Linked DNA regions of Homo sapiens: region 1 is linked to region 2. A link is a contact called in ENCODE Hi-C or POLR2A ChIA-PET data. All regions are on one chromosome and are shown on one strand. The core of a region is the stretch at or near the end of the contact, and the rest is flanking DNA. Distances in the headings are between cores, read along the strand shown.

Region 1 (5,663 bases), core at 1,936-4,435, 250 kb after region 2:
CTGCGGACGTTGCTTCTGGGCGACAACCAGCTGAGCCAGCTCTCGCCCCACGTGGGTGCCCTCAGAGCCCTCAGCCGCCTGGAGCTCAAAGGCAACCGCTTAGAGGCGCTGCCAGAAGAACTTGGCAACTGTGGGGGGCTCAAGAAGGCGGGGCTCCTGGTGGAAGACACGCTTTACCAGGGTCTGCCGGCAGAAGTGCGGGACAAGATGGAGGAGGAATGAAGCTGGGGTGGGGCCGTTTTAGGTAGAGCCTTAAAAATGCTTCTGCCCTGGAATCTCAACCATTGTCTTCCAAGATAGGAAGCCAAGTGGGTCCAGGCCAGGAGATGGGGGGGGCGGGGGCAGCTGTGTCATCTTTCTGGGGCCCAGGAGGATCTGGGCTGGTTTGTCTGGGGAGACAGACAGGATGTTGTGGAGCTGGGGTGGAACCTGGTATGGAGGGATTAACTCAGTCATGGCATTCTCCGACCAAAACCACACCTGTGTCTCTGGCAGGCTGGCTGGCCTTGCTCCCATCCCTAGAACTGCTGCCTCTCCCTGGATATTCCAGCTCAATTAGTGCCACATATGGGGGAAACGACACATCCCAGTGGGATTTCCAACACTCCCCCTCCCCATGCAACAAAGCAACTTACTTCTGGAGTTCTCTCCCAAGGAGAGGACACAGACACAGTTGTTTGCTGTGTTATATGTTAGCTCCGAACAATGGTTCTCATTTGGCTAAGCATCAAAATCACCTAGGGAGTCGGTGCAAAACAAAATATCCCAGTCCCCTCCCCTGAAACACTGACTCAGGAGGTTTGGTTGGGGGCCAGGAGTCTGTTCCTAAATATTCCAGGTAGTTCTGGTGCAGGTAAGTGGCCCTGAGACAGTATGTTGGGAAATGCTGACGTAAAGGTATCAGGGCCGGGCGCTGTGGCTCATGACTATAATCCCAGCTGTTTGAGAGGCCAATGCAGGAGGATGGTTGAGCTCAGGAGTTCGAGATCAGCCTGGGTAACATAGCGAGACCCCACCTCTGCCAAAAAAAAAAAAAATAGGGTATCCAAATATCTAGATTCTGATCCCTTTTGAGGTCCTAGACCCTTTGAGAAACTGATGAAGCCAGGCACCTCCTTCCTCAGGAAAATGCTGGTGTACAAATACACACAAAGCTCTTCAGGCAGCTGATAGATTTCCCCCAGAGAGCTATTCAAGGACTTCCTAAGGTGGGTGGACTGCAGGGTTAGGACACCTGCTATAGAGGTGACATTTTTCCAAGGACAAGCAGGGACTTTGGTCTTGACTGTTCTCTGGGTGCTTAATAAATAATACTAATTATGCAAGTTCTAGTTTTGATCTCTTATGTGCACTCCTGTCATTGTCTAACACCGTCCATTAGGGCCAGACATAGTGGCTCATGCTTGTAATCCCAGCGCTTTGGGAGGCTCAGGTGGGAGGATCGCTTGAGCTCAAGAGCTTGAGACCAAACTGGGCAACATAGTGAGATCTCATCTCTACAAAAACATACAAAAAAAAGTTGGCCAGGTGTGCTGATGTGTGCCTGAGGTCCCAGCTACTAGGCAAGCAGAGGCAGGAGGATTGCTTGAGCCCAGGACCCAGGAGGTTGAGGCTGCAGTGAGCTGTGATCACACCACTCCACTCCAGCCTGAGCAACAGAACAAGACCCTGTTTTTCTTTCTTTTTTTTTTTTTTGAGACGGAGTCTGGCTCTGTCACCCAGGCTGGAGTGCAGTGGCGCAATCTTGGCTCACTGCAACCTCCGCCTCCTGGGTTCAAGCAATTCTCTGCCTCAGCCTCCCAAGTAGCTGGAATTACAGGCGCCTGCCACCATGCCCGGCTAATTTTCGTATTTCTAGTAGACACGGGGTTTCACCATCTTGGCCAGGCTGGTCCTCTCCTGACTTCGTGATCCATCCGCCTCGGCCTCCCAAAGTGCTGGGATTACAGGCGTGAACCACCATGCCCGTAACCTTTTATTTCATGTGACCAAGTAACACCCGTGTGCCAGAATCAAGGATGAGTCTCATGTTCTCAGAGCAGAGGCACAGAAGGCTGCCTGGAAGACGGAAAGGTAAAGACCTCAGCTATAACTCTACACTTGTGTGTGCTCCACCCACAAATCGTCACCAGAGGAGTTCCGACAAGCCGGTAACTCTCATCCCAAAGTGTTCCCTCGTTGGACCAGAAGCTGGAAGGGCACTTGGCAGAGTCTGCCTGGCCCTGGCCACCTCCCGGGTGTCCGCAAAATCAGAACTTCCTTCTCGCATCTAAGAGCAGAGGGAAGCCGCTCTTGGGGGGATCCCTGGGTTCCAGATGGGACATTTCCCCAGCACCCGTCGGACCACTTAAAGGAGTGGTTTAGGCTGCCGGGGGCCCAAGCACTGGCACCTAACCCCAGCGCCCCTCCTCAGATAGGAATTCTCCACGTCCAGGCGCTGGGCTCACGTTCCGGGTGCGAGAGAGATAAGGGGGGTGTCTTGAGGTTCTATGTGGGTCTGGCCAACAACTCTGGCCTTGACCTTGGCCCCGTCGCCGAGGGCAGGGGTCACACCGCTGGGTTCCCATGGCCGTCCCCTCCCCCCTGGCTTCGGCCAACTCTGAGCCTGCTGGGGCTGGCAAGAAGGGAAAGGGCTCTCGACGGAGCCTAATTACGGTGAGGAGGCGGCACCCCGCTGCCAGCAGGAGGCTAGGAGGTAATTAAGCACAAGAGGAATCCTAATAAAGCACCATCAGTGAGGAAGGCATTCCGAAGGGACGCCCAAGCCGACCGTGAAAAGCGAGGAGGCTGAGGCTGCACCGCCGTGGAGACCAGGGATCGACTGCCGCTTTGGGAACGAGGTTCCAGGAATGCGCATGCGCAAAAGCCACGCGGGCGAACACGGCTTCGCCTCGCTAAGCATGCGCGCCGTTTTCCCCGCCCACCGTCCTCAGAAGAATGGTGTTTCCTCGCAGCGCCTCTCTCAGGAGCGATCGGGAATTGGCGCATGCGCACTACGGTGGTGGTGGCGACGAAGGCGGGGGTTGCACGTTGCCTGCCTCGAGCTCTAGGTGGCGTCATCCTTCGGGCTGAGCCGAAGCACGCACGCGCGGAGGTTCGCACGCGGAGAAGGGCGGGTGCGCGCCGCGGGCATGCGCGGTGCGGGGCGAGACGGCGGCTCGACGGGGTCATCCGGGCGCAGGCGCAGTGCGGTGTTTGTCTGCCGGACTGACGGGCGGCCGGGCGGTGCGCGGCGGCGGTGGCGGCGGGGAAGATGGCGGCGTCCTCCCTGGAACAGAAGCTGTCCCGCCTGGAAGCAAAGCTGAAGCAGGAGAACCGGGAGGCCCGGCGGAGGATCGACCTCAACCTGGATATCAGCCCCCAGCGGCCCAGGCCCAGTAAGCACGGCGGCGTGGGGGAGGGGGCGGGCGGGCGGGGCGGGGCGCGCGCCGCGGGAGGCCCCGCCCCCACCACAAGGCCCCGCCCCCGCTTCCGGGGCGCTCGCTCTCCTCTCCGCCCCCCCCGCTGCGGGCTCGCGGGGCGAGGGTCACGGTGACCCGGGGGGCGTGGAGCCGGCGAGCTCCGGGGGGTTCGCACCCTCAGGGCTTGGGAGCCCAGTTCCCGGACCCAGGCGAGGCCCCCAGCTGATGACCCGCCCCCATCGCCGTGATCCTCTGGGTCGGGCTTCCCCGACTCCACGCGACAGTGACCACATCCAGGTCGCCCCGAAAACACAGACACGTCCCTGTTGACCTGATGCTACCACTCTCGTCATCTCAGGGACTGTCTGGCGCCCCCCTCCCCCGGCCTGGGGGCTTGTCAGCCCCGTGCAGCGACGATCTACGCACACGCGCACGCCTGGCTCGGGGACACCTGAGGTTACTTGACCACATAGAGCCCCTCCCCATCTCTTCTGACCCGAGGATTCTCCCTCTCGCTCTCCCTGTGACCGTGTCTGAGGTGGGGGGACGGGAGGGGGTCCCTTCTCCCCCTCTTGGCGACAGTGACCATGGCATTGGGCTCAGCAGACCCCCTCCCACATACACCAGGCCCCGCAAATCCCTGTGACCAGTTTCACTGCCACCATCTTGGTGAGCGTGTGGTGTCTGACCTCCAGAAATGCACATCGACCCCCAGCCAGCCCGGTGACTTTGTCACCTGTGTTCAAGTGATGGCTCCCCTTCCCTTCACACCCACACCCACCTGACCTGGGGACACCTGGGGCCAGTGTGACTCTAGGCCTGCTCCCGCCGCGCCCCAGCATACATCCACCTGCTTTCTGATCAGTCCCACCACCTCGGTACCTACCTCCCTGACACCTTGTCATCCTAGATCAGTACCTCTCGCTTCACACACACCTGGCCTGGGAACACTGACCATATCTAGTCTCCCGGCTTTTTCCCCAAGATCCTGGTCTCTAAATCCTCTGGGCTGGAGGAAATTAGATTTTCAAACCCTGTGAACACCACCCCTGACCCATGATCCTTTTTGTGTCTTTCTTGACCCAGTAAAATTCTCTCTTGTCTCCTCTGATGTGACCTTCGTAGTTTATTTAGTTCTCTCTATGGAGTCATTATGGCAGGCGAGAAAGGTACCCCCGTATCTGGGCACCCCACCCATTCCCTGGTCACCCAGCCTGACCTTCACAGCCTGACACCCTCCTGTCCCTCCCTCTCCTGACCTGAGTCAGCGTGGGTTCCTCCTTGGGGAGTCTCTTGGGGGTCCAGAGAAATCATGGAGGTGGGGATTCTGGTGCAGGACACTGCCTGAGACAAGAAGCCCAGCCAAGACACGGGTCCCTGCTAGCCCCTGGGGGCCGCCCTCCCTGGCCCCTGAGTGGATGAGACAGGGTTGAGTCCAGGATCCCGGGTGCCTTCAGGGGTGGCCGTTCCCATGCAGAGCTAGGAGGCCGGTGGCAGGCAGGCCCCCGAGGAGTCCCCTCCAGGCGTCTCTGTCTGTGTCAACTCCATCCCATCCTCCCCGCCCTCCCCATCTCTGTCGGTTCCTAGCCATCTCTGCAGTTCGGTGCCTCCCCCTCCTCCTCGTTTATGATTTGATTTCTTTTCTTTTGGACGAATCAGTCGTTTCTGTTGTGATTTATCGTGGTGTTGTTTTTTTCTTCCTTTTCCCCATCCAGTTATTGTGATCACTCTAAGCCCTGCTCCTGCCCCGTCCCAACGAGCAGGTACCAGCCTTTTTATCATCGCTGCTTGGACATCTGCACCATTGACCTAACCGCTGCCCCGGCCGCAGAATGGCGTCCCCCAGCCCCCATGCTCTGTGTGTGTCCCCATGTCCCTTCCCCTCACTCTCACTTTCTCTCTCACTCCACTCAAGCAGCGGTCAGCCCAGCCCAGCCTCCTCTGCGTCCTCCCTCCTCCTCCCCCTCCCTTACTCCCAGCTCCACTTTGGACTCCCTGGAGGAGGAGGTGGGCTCCCCCACTGAATGGGAGTCTGTGGCCTCCGGGGGTGGGGGGGGTGCACGCCTGTGTGTGTGTAACTGAGAGAACGAGAAAGTTGGGCCTGGTGGGTGGGTGGCCTGTGCCTATGGATCTCTCTCAACAACTAGGTGAACACATAGCACCCCCCGGGTTCCATACCAGCCCTGGGCGCCAGGGACACAGCAGTGAATAGAACAGATGGAGCCCCTCTCCTCTGTAGCGGGGGGCTGCAATAGGGGGGCC
Region 2 (6,199 bases), core at 2,081-4,580:
GTCTCATAAAAAATAAAAATAAAAAAGGAAAGAAAAGAAAAAAAGTCATTAGCAGCCATCAATTTTGTTGTTGTTATTGTTTGTTTGTTTGTTTTTGAGATAGAGTTTCGCTCTTGTTGCCCAGGCTGGAGTGCAGTGATGCAATCTTGGCTCACTGCAATCTCCACCTCCAGGGTTCAATCAATTCTCCTGCCTCAGCCTCCCAAGAAGCTGGGACTACAAGCATGAGCCACCATGCCAGGCTAATTTTTGTATTTTTAGTAGAGACGGGGTCTCACCATGGTGGCCAAGCTGGTCTTGAACTCCTGACCTCAAATGATTCACCTGCCTCATCCTCCTAAAGTGCTGGGATTACAGGCATCAGCCACCGTGCCTGGCCCGCCATCCATTTTTGATTCATTACTCTCTTGAGGATTATGTCCAACTTTATCATTCCTGCTACTGGAATTAGCTGTGGTTCTTCTGAAAAAGGCTTTCTGCTTCCCTCCGGAACTAGCTGGTTTGTACAGAAAGTGACAACGTGATACATTGACTTATGTATTATTTGTGGAATGCCTTGAGGCAAGCGGTTACATGAGCTCAGCAGAAGAGCCTGGAATGGGCACAGCCCTGAGGGTCACGTGTGGCTCCCTTGGAAGCATCTAGGGAGCACCCAGGAACGATTGGCTGCCATAGTAATTACTATCTAATTTATTAGATATAGTAAAAATAAATTTATTACTAATTATCACTAACGATTCTGATTACTGGGTGAGAACAATGGTGATCTCATGTATTTATGTGCATTACAGGGTGAGAGTTCTCCTTCCTGTGGCGTGCAGGAGATTCTAGAATAGAAACTCATTGAAAGAGTGAGAGGAAAACATTTGTGATCTTGAACCTGTTCCGCTTAAAAATACATGAGGGAGGCCGAGTGCGGTGGCTCACGCCTGTAATCCCAGCACTTTGGGAGGCCGAGTTGGGTGGATCACCTGAGGTCAGGAATTCGAGACCAGCCTGGCCAACACGGTGAAACCTCGTCACTACTAAAAATACAAAAATTAGCCAGGCATGGTGGCGGGCACCTGTAATCCCAGCTACTCGGGAGGCTGAGGCAGGAGAATCACTTGAACCCAGGGAGTGGAGGTTGCAGTGGGCCGAGATCATGCCACTGCACTCCAGCCTGGGTGGTACAGCAAGACTCTGTCTCAAAATAAGTAAATAGATAAATCGATTAATAAAAAATACATGAGAGGACGGGTGCAGTGGCTCATGCTGGTAATCCCAGCACTCTGGGAGGCCGAGGTGAAAGGATCATCTAAAGCTGGGAGTTTGAGACCAGCCTGGGCAATATAGCAAGACCCCTGCCTCTACAAAAAATGTAGCTGCACCTGGTGGCACACACCCAGCTACTTGGGAGGCTGAGGCAGGAAGATCACTTGAGTCTGGGAGGTGGAGGCTACAGTGAGCTGTGATTGCACCACTGCACTCCAGCCTGGGTGACAGAGCAAGACCTCATCTCCAAAAAAAACACAAATAACAAAAACGTGAGGGTCCAGAGAAATTAAAGCTGCGGGCTGGGCCAGCAGCAGTGGTGGTGGGATGGTGAAGCCAGCGACCCTAGCAGAGAAATCGGGGACAAAGGAATCAGTGCTGGAGACCTGCAGAGGAGGCGTCCTGGACCCAGACAGGAAAAGGAGGTGATGTAACTCAACGAAGCAAGGAAATCTCGTGGAAATGAGTAAGGTGACAAAGAGAGGCCACCCAGGGGGAGACCCAGACATTGAGGGTAGCTTCCCTTTTATTTTCTGTAAAGTTGCTCAAAAACCTTAAAACACAGTTGACCAACAGCTGCTGCCAAGAACATTGTGAAAAGGTTTCTGGGTAAGGAAATGGCCCTGCGAATGGGAAGGTTCCGCTCTGGTGGGATCAGAGATGAGGTGTCCAGGGCTGGGATAGGCAGGCCAGGATAGCAAAGCCCTGGCAGACAGAGGCTCCATTTTGGGTGTCCTTCATTCCCTTCTTTTTTTTTTGAGGCGGAGTCTCGCCCTGTTACCTAGGCTGGAGTGCAGTGGCGCGATCTCGGCTCGCTGCAGCCTCTGCCTCCCGGGTTCAAGTGATTCTCCTGCCTCAGCCTCCCAAGCAGCTGGCATTACAGGCATGTGCCACCACGCCCGGCTAATTTTTGTATTTTTAGCAGAGACAGGCTTTTTCCATGTTGCCTAGGCAAATCTCGAACTCCTAATCAAGCAGTCCACCCGCCCTCAGCCTCCTTCATTCACTTCTGAGATGATTCAGTTTCTGTCTCTGTTGGCAGCTGGGAAAGTTCTGAAAAAAGAATGAAGAGCAGTCCAGGCGTGGTGGCTCGCAACTGTAATCCCAGCACTTTGGGAGGCTGAGGTGGGCAGATCACCTGAGCTTGGGAGTTGGAGACCAGCCTGACCAAAAAGGTGAAACCTCACCTCTACTAAAAATACAAAAATTAGCTGGAAATGGTGGTGGATGTCTGTAATCCCAGCTACTCAGGAGGCTGAGGCAGGAGAATCGCTTGAGCCTGGGAGGCAGAGGTTGCAGTGAGCTGAGATTGTCCCACTGCCCTGCAGCTTGGGTGACAGAGTGAGACTCTGTCTCAAAAAAAAAAAAAAGAAAAAGAAAAAGTAAAGACAATGGCATCAGACAAATTCTGGCTCTGAAATCTAGGCTAGCTGGCCTGGTGACTTTTTTTTTTTTTTTTTCATAGAGATGGGGTCTTGCTATGTTGCCCAGGCCGGGTTTTGAATTTTTGGCCTCAAGCCATCCTCCTGCCTCAGCTTCCCAAAGTGCTGGGAATATAGGTGCCCCACTTTTTTTTTTTTTTTTTGAGACAGAGTCTCATTCTGTCACCCAGGCTGGAGTGCAGTGGCGCAATCTTGGCTCACTGCAAACTCCACCTCCCAGATTCAAGCGATTCTCCCACCTCAGCCTCCCGAGTAGCTGGGATTACAGGTGCCCACCATCACACCCAGCTAAGTTTTGTACTTTTGGTAGAGACAGGGTTTCACCATATTGGCCAGGTTGGCCTCGAACTCCTGACGCCAGATGATCTGCCCGCCTCGGCCTCCCAAAGTGCTAGGATTACAGACATAAGCCACCGTGCCCTGCCCTTTTTTTTTTTTTTTTAAGAGTCTCTGTCTGTCACTTAGGCTGGAGTGCAGTGGTGCAATCATAGCTCACTGCAGCCACAAACTCCCGGGCTGAAGCAATAGATCCTCCCCCTTCGGCCTCCTAAGTAGTGGCTGGGATTACACGGGCATGCCACCACACCCAGCTAATTTTTAAAAAGTTTTTGTAAAGACGGGGGTTTTCCTGTGTTGCCCAGGCTGAACTCAAACTCTTGAGCTCAACGGATCCTCCTGCCTTGGTCTCCCAAGGAGCTGGGATTATAGGCGTGAGCCACTGTGCCTGGCCCTGGTGACCTTTTGACAGTAGCCCCGCCTTCCCCAGCGTGGGTTTTGCCCTCTGTAATGTTGCGTAGGGCTGTTGCGATCACAGAAGGTGGTGGAGTGTGAGTACTTCTGGGGTACTTGCCGGAGGCTGGGGATTTGTGGAGGTGTGTGGCTCAGTTTTATTCCAGGAAACCGTGGCCAGACGGGCCTGTCAGCACCTTCCCTTTCATCTACAGTTCCTCAATTGGGGGGGTGTGAGTTGTTTCATAAGCCCCTCCCCCTCATTTCTTGCAGGAAAGTGGTAATGCAAAGAAACTTTTATTTTATCCACATCTATATTCTTTGTAACCTTTTAAAATAAGATACTTGGCCTGGCGCCTGTAACCCCAGCATTTTGGCAGGCTGAGGCAGGCAGATCACTTGAGTTCAGGAGTTCAAGACCAGCCTGGCCAACAGGGTGAAACCCCACCTCTACTAAAAATACAAAAATAAGCTGGGCACGGTGGCGCACGCCTGTAATCCCAGCACTTTTGGAGGCCAAGGCGGGCAGATCACCTGAGTTCGAGAGTTTGACACCAGCCTGACCAACGTGGAGAAACCCCCGTCTCTAATAAAAATACAAAGTTAGCCGGGCGTGGTGGCGCACGCCTGTGATCCCAGCTACTCGGGAGGCTGAGGCATGAGAATTGCTTGCACTCGGGAGGTGGAGGTTGCAGTGAGCCGAGAGGGTTAGGGTTAGGGTTCAGGAGGAAGGAAAAACCTAGGGTGTTTAGCCCCGGAAATCTCTCTTTTGATGTTCACTGCCTCGAGGTTCTTGCTACCTCTTGCTCCAAGTCACAGCCTGGCCCCAGCAGGTCATGCCAGAGCCCCCAGCCTGTCCTCTGCCAAGCGGTGGTCCTGGCAGCTGCTTAGACTCCCACTCCGAAGCTGGATCATCTGTAGATGGGAAGTGTTTGCATAAATGGGGCCAAGGAGTGCTCTCCAGCTCTTTGGTAAAGAAGCCTGACAGCCGCCAAGGCTTTTACTTTTATTTTCCATCCTTCACCCGGGAGGGGAAGCAAGTATCACTGTGTTCTGATTTGGCAGAGCCACCTGTCATTGCAACTTGTCACCAGGGCAACAAGTCACCATCTTAGTAAGGCAGCCAATGAGAAGCATGGGTTTCCTCTGGTGGTCGGTTTCACAGAACGGCAACAGTTTCTAGGCATCCGAGTGATACCAGAACTCTTTGTTCAAATAAGGCTTCAAGGACAGATGTATAGTGACAGAGAGGAGAACAAGCTGGTAGCAATTATGAATTTTCACAAGGAAAACTAGTTGTGGGGAGCAGAAAAATCCTCTCTGTGGCTTCAGGAACAAAGAGGCCATTTCCCTTGGGTCTTTAGGAAACCCCTTTTTTCCAACTATAATTTATTTTATTATTATTTTTTGAGATGGAGTTTCGCTCTTGTTGCCCAGGTTGGAGCACAATGGTGCGATCTCGGCTCACTGCAACCTCTGCCTCCCGGGTTCAAGCGATTCTCCTGTCTTAGCCTCCCGATTAGCTGGGATTACAGGCGTCTGCCACAATGTCCGGCTGATTTTTGTATTTTTAGTTGAGACAGGGTTTCAGCATGTTGGCCAGGCTGGTCTGGAACTCCTGACCTCAGGTGAACTTCCCCCCTCGGCCTCCCAAAGTGCTGGGTTACAGGCGTGAGCCACCGTGCCCAGCCCAGCGATAATTTAAATTACAAGTATTTGGCCCGGCATTAGTGGTGCATGCCTGTAATCTCTGCACTTTGGGAGGTCAAAGACCAAGGATCCTGGCAACATATGAGACCCTGTCTCTACAAAGAAGAATCAATTTTTTCAATTAACTGTGGGTGGTGGTGGGTGCCTGTAGTCCTAGCTACTCAGGAGGCTGAGGCAGGAGGATCGCTTGAGCCCAGGAGTTGGAGGATGCAGTGAGCTCTGATGGCACCACTGCACCCCGGCGTGGGAGATCGAGACAGAGTGAGACGCCATCTCTAAAAAATAATAATAAATAAATAAATACGTATTTGGTGGTGATGGTTACAAGATCGTGTGCAGAATTTTAGTGTATATAAATGCCACCTTAATAAAAACTGATTTTTAGAAAATAATTCTTGGGAAAACCAAAACGTGCAGCAGGCAGGTAGACACATTTGTCAAAATGCATCAAACTCAGTAACAGCAGACCAAAGACTGCCTGTTCTCACTTATAAGTGGGATCTAAACTTCAGGTACTCATGGACATAAAGGTGGCAATAATGAACAGTGGGGATTGCCAGGGAGGGGTGAGGAAAAGGGGCATGAGGGTTGAAAATCTAACTGTTGAGTGCTGTGCTCACCATCTGGGTGACAGAGTCGCTCATACCCCAAACCTCAGCATCATGCAATATACTCAGGTAGGAGACTGGCACAGGTATCCCCTGAATCTAAAATAAAAGTTGATAAAGAGGGTCCCGGGCGCGGCGGCTCACAACTGTAATCCCAGCACTTTGGGAGGCCAAGGCGGGCAGGTCGCTTTGAGGCCAGGAGTTCGAGACCAGCCTGGGCAACATGGTGAAACCCCGTCTCCACTAAAAATACAAAAATTAGATGGGCGTGGTGGCGGGCACCTGTAATCCCAGCTACTTGGGAGGCTGATGCAGGAGAATCGCTTGAACCCGGGAGGCGGAGGTTGCAGTGAGCTGAGGTCGCACCGCTGCACTCCAGTTTGGGCAACAGAGCGAGACTCCGTCTCAAAAAAATGAAAAAATAAATAAAAGTTGATAAAGAGGGCTGGCCATGGT

The links. Hi-C counts contacts between places; a loop is a spot of excess contacts on that map. ChIA-PET counts read pairs that join two places held with the same protein, here RNA polymerase II (POLR2A). Pooled maps may share reads with other maps.
Region 1: a map of heart left ventricle shows a loop between it and region 2 (2.4-fold over the local background). The contact joins the promoter of MAP2K7 here to the enhancer-like site in region 2. A Hi-C loop is called at or near these places in 1 of 168 maps with a recorded cell type or tissue (heart left ventricle), 2 of 37 single-sample maps with no recorded cell type and 9 of 50 pooled maps. POLR2A ChIA-PET finds 5 or more read pairs at or near these places in 2 of 52 experiments (Panc1 and activated B cell).

Annotation. Positions count from the first base shown.
Region 1 is chr19:7,900,692-7,906,354 of GRCh38, forward strand. MAP2K7 (mitogen-activated protein kinase kinase 7) reads left to right here and starts at 3,186. Exons shown (of 11, transcript NM_145185.4): 1 at 3,186-3,377. The coding sequence starts at 3,254. It overlaps LOC124904630 (a long non-coding RNA gene), which reads right to left and starts at 2,823. Exons shown (of 2, transcript XR_007067121.1): 1 at 2,730-2,823; 2 at 1,298-2,058. It overlaps LRRC8E (leucine rich repeat containing 8 VRAC subunit E), which reads left to right. Exons shown (of 3, transcript NM_025061.6): 3 at 1-1,325. The coding sequence ends at 222. RefSeq lists enhancers at 2,463-3,040, 3,689-4,228 and a silencer at 3,398-3,747.
Region 2 is chr19:7,654,046-7,660,244 of GRCh38, forward strand. No RefSeq gene overlaps it. Among named protein-coding and RNA genes, the nearest start is that of RETN, 12 kb to the right of the region's middle. RefSeq lists an enhancer at 4,107-4,226. Within about 2 kb of position 3,331, at least 11 of the 41 ENCODE cell types and tissues checked have a DNase peak (open chromatin) inside an H3K27ac peak, as active enhancers do.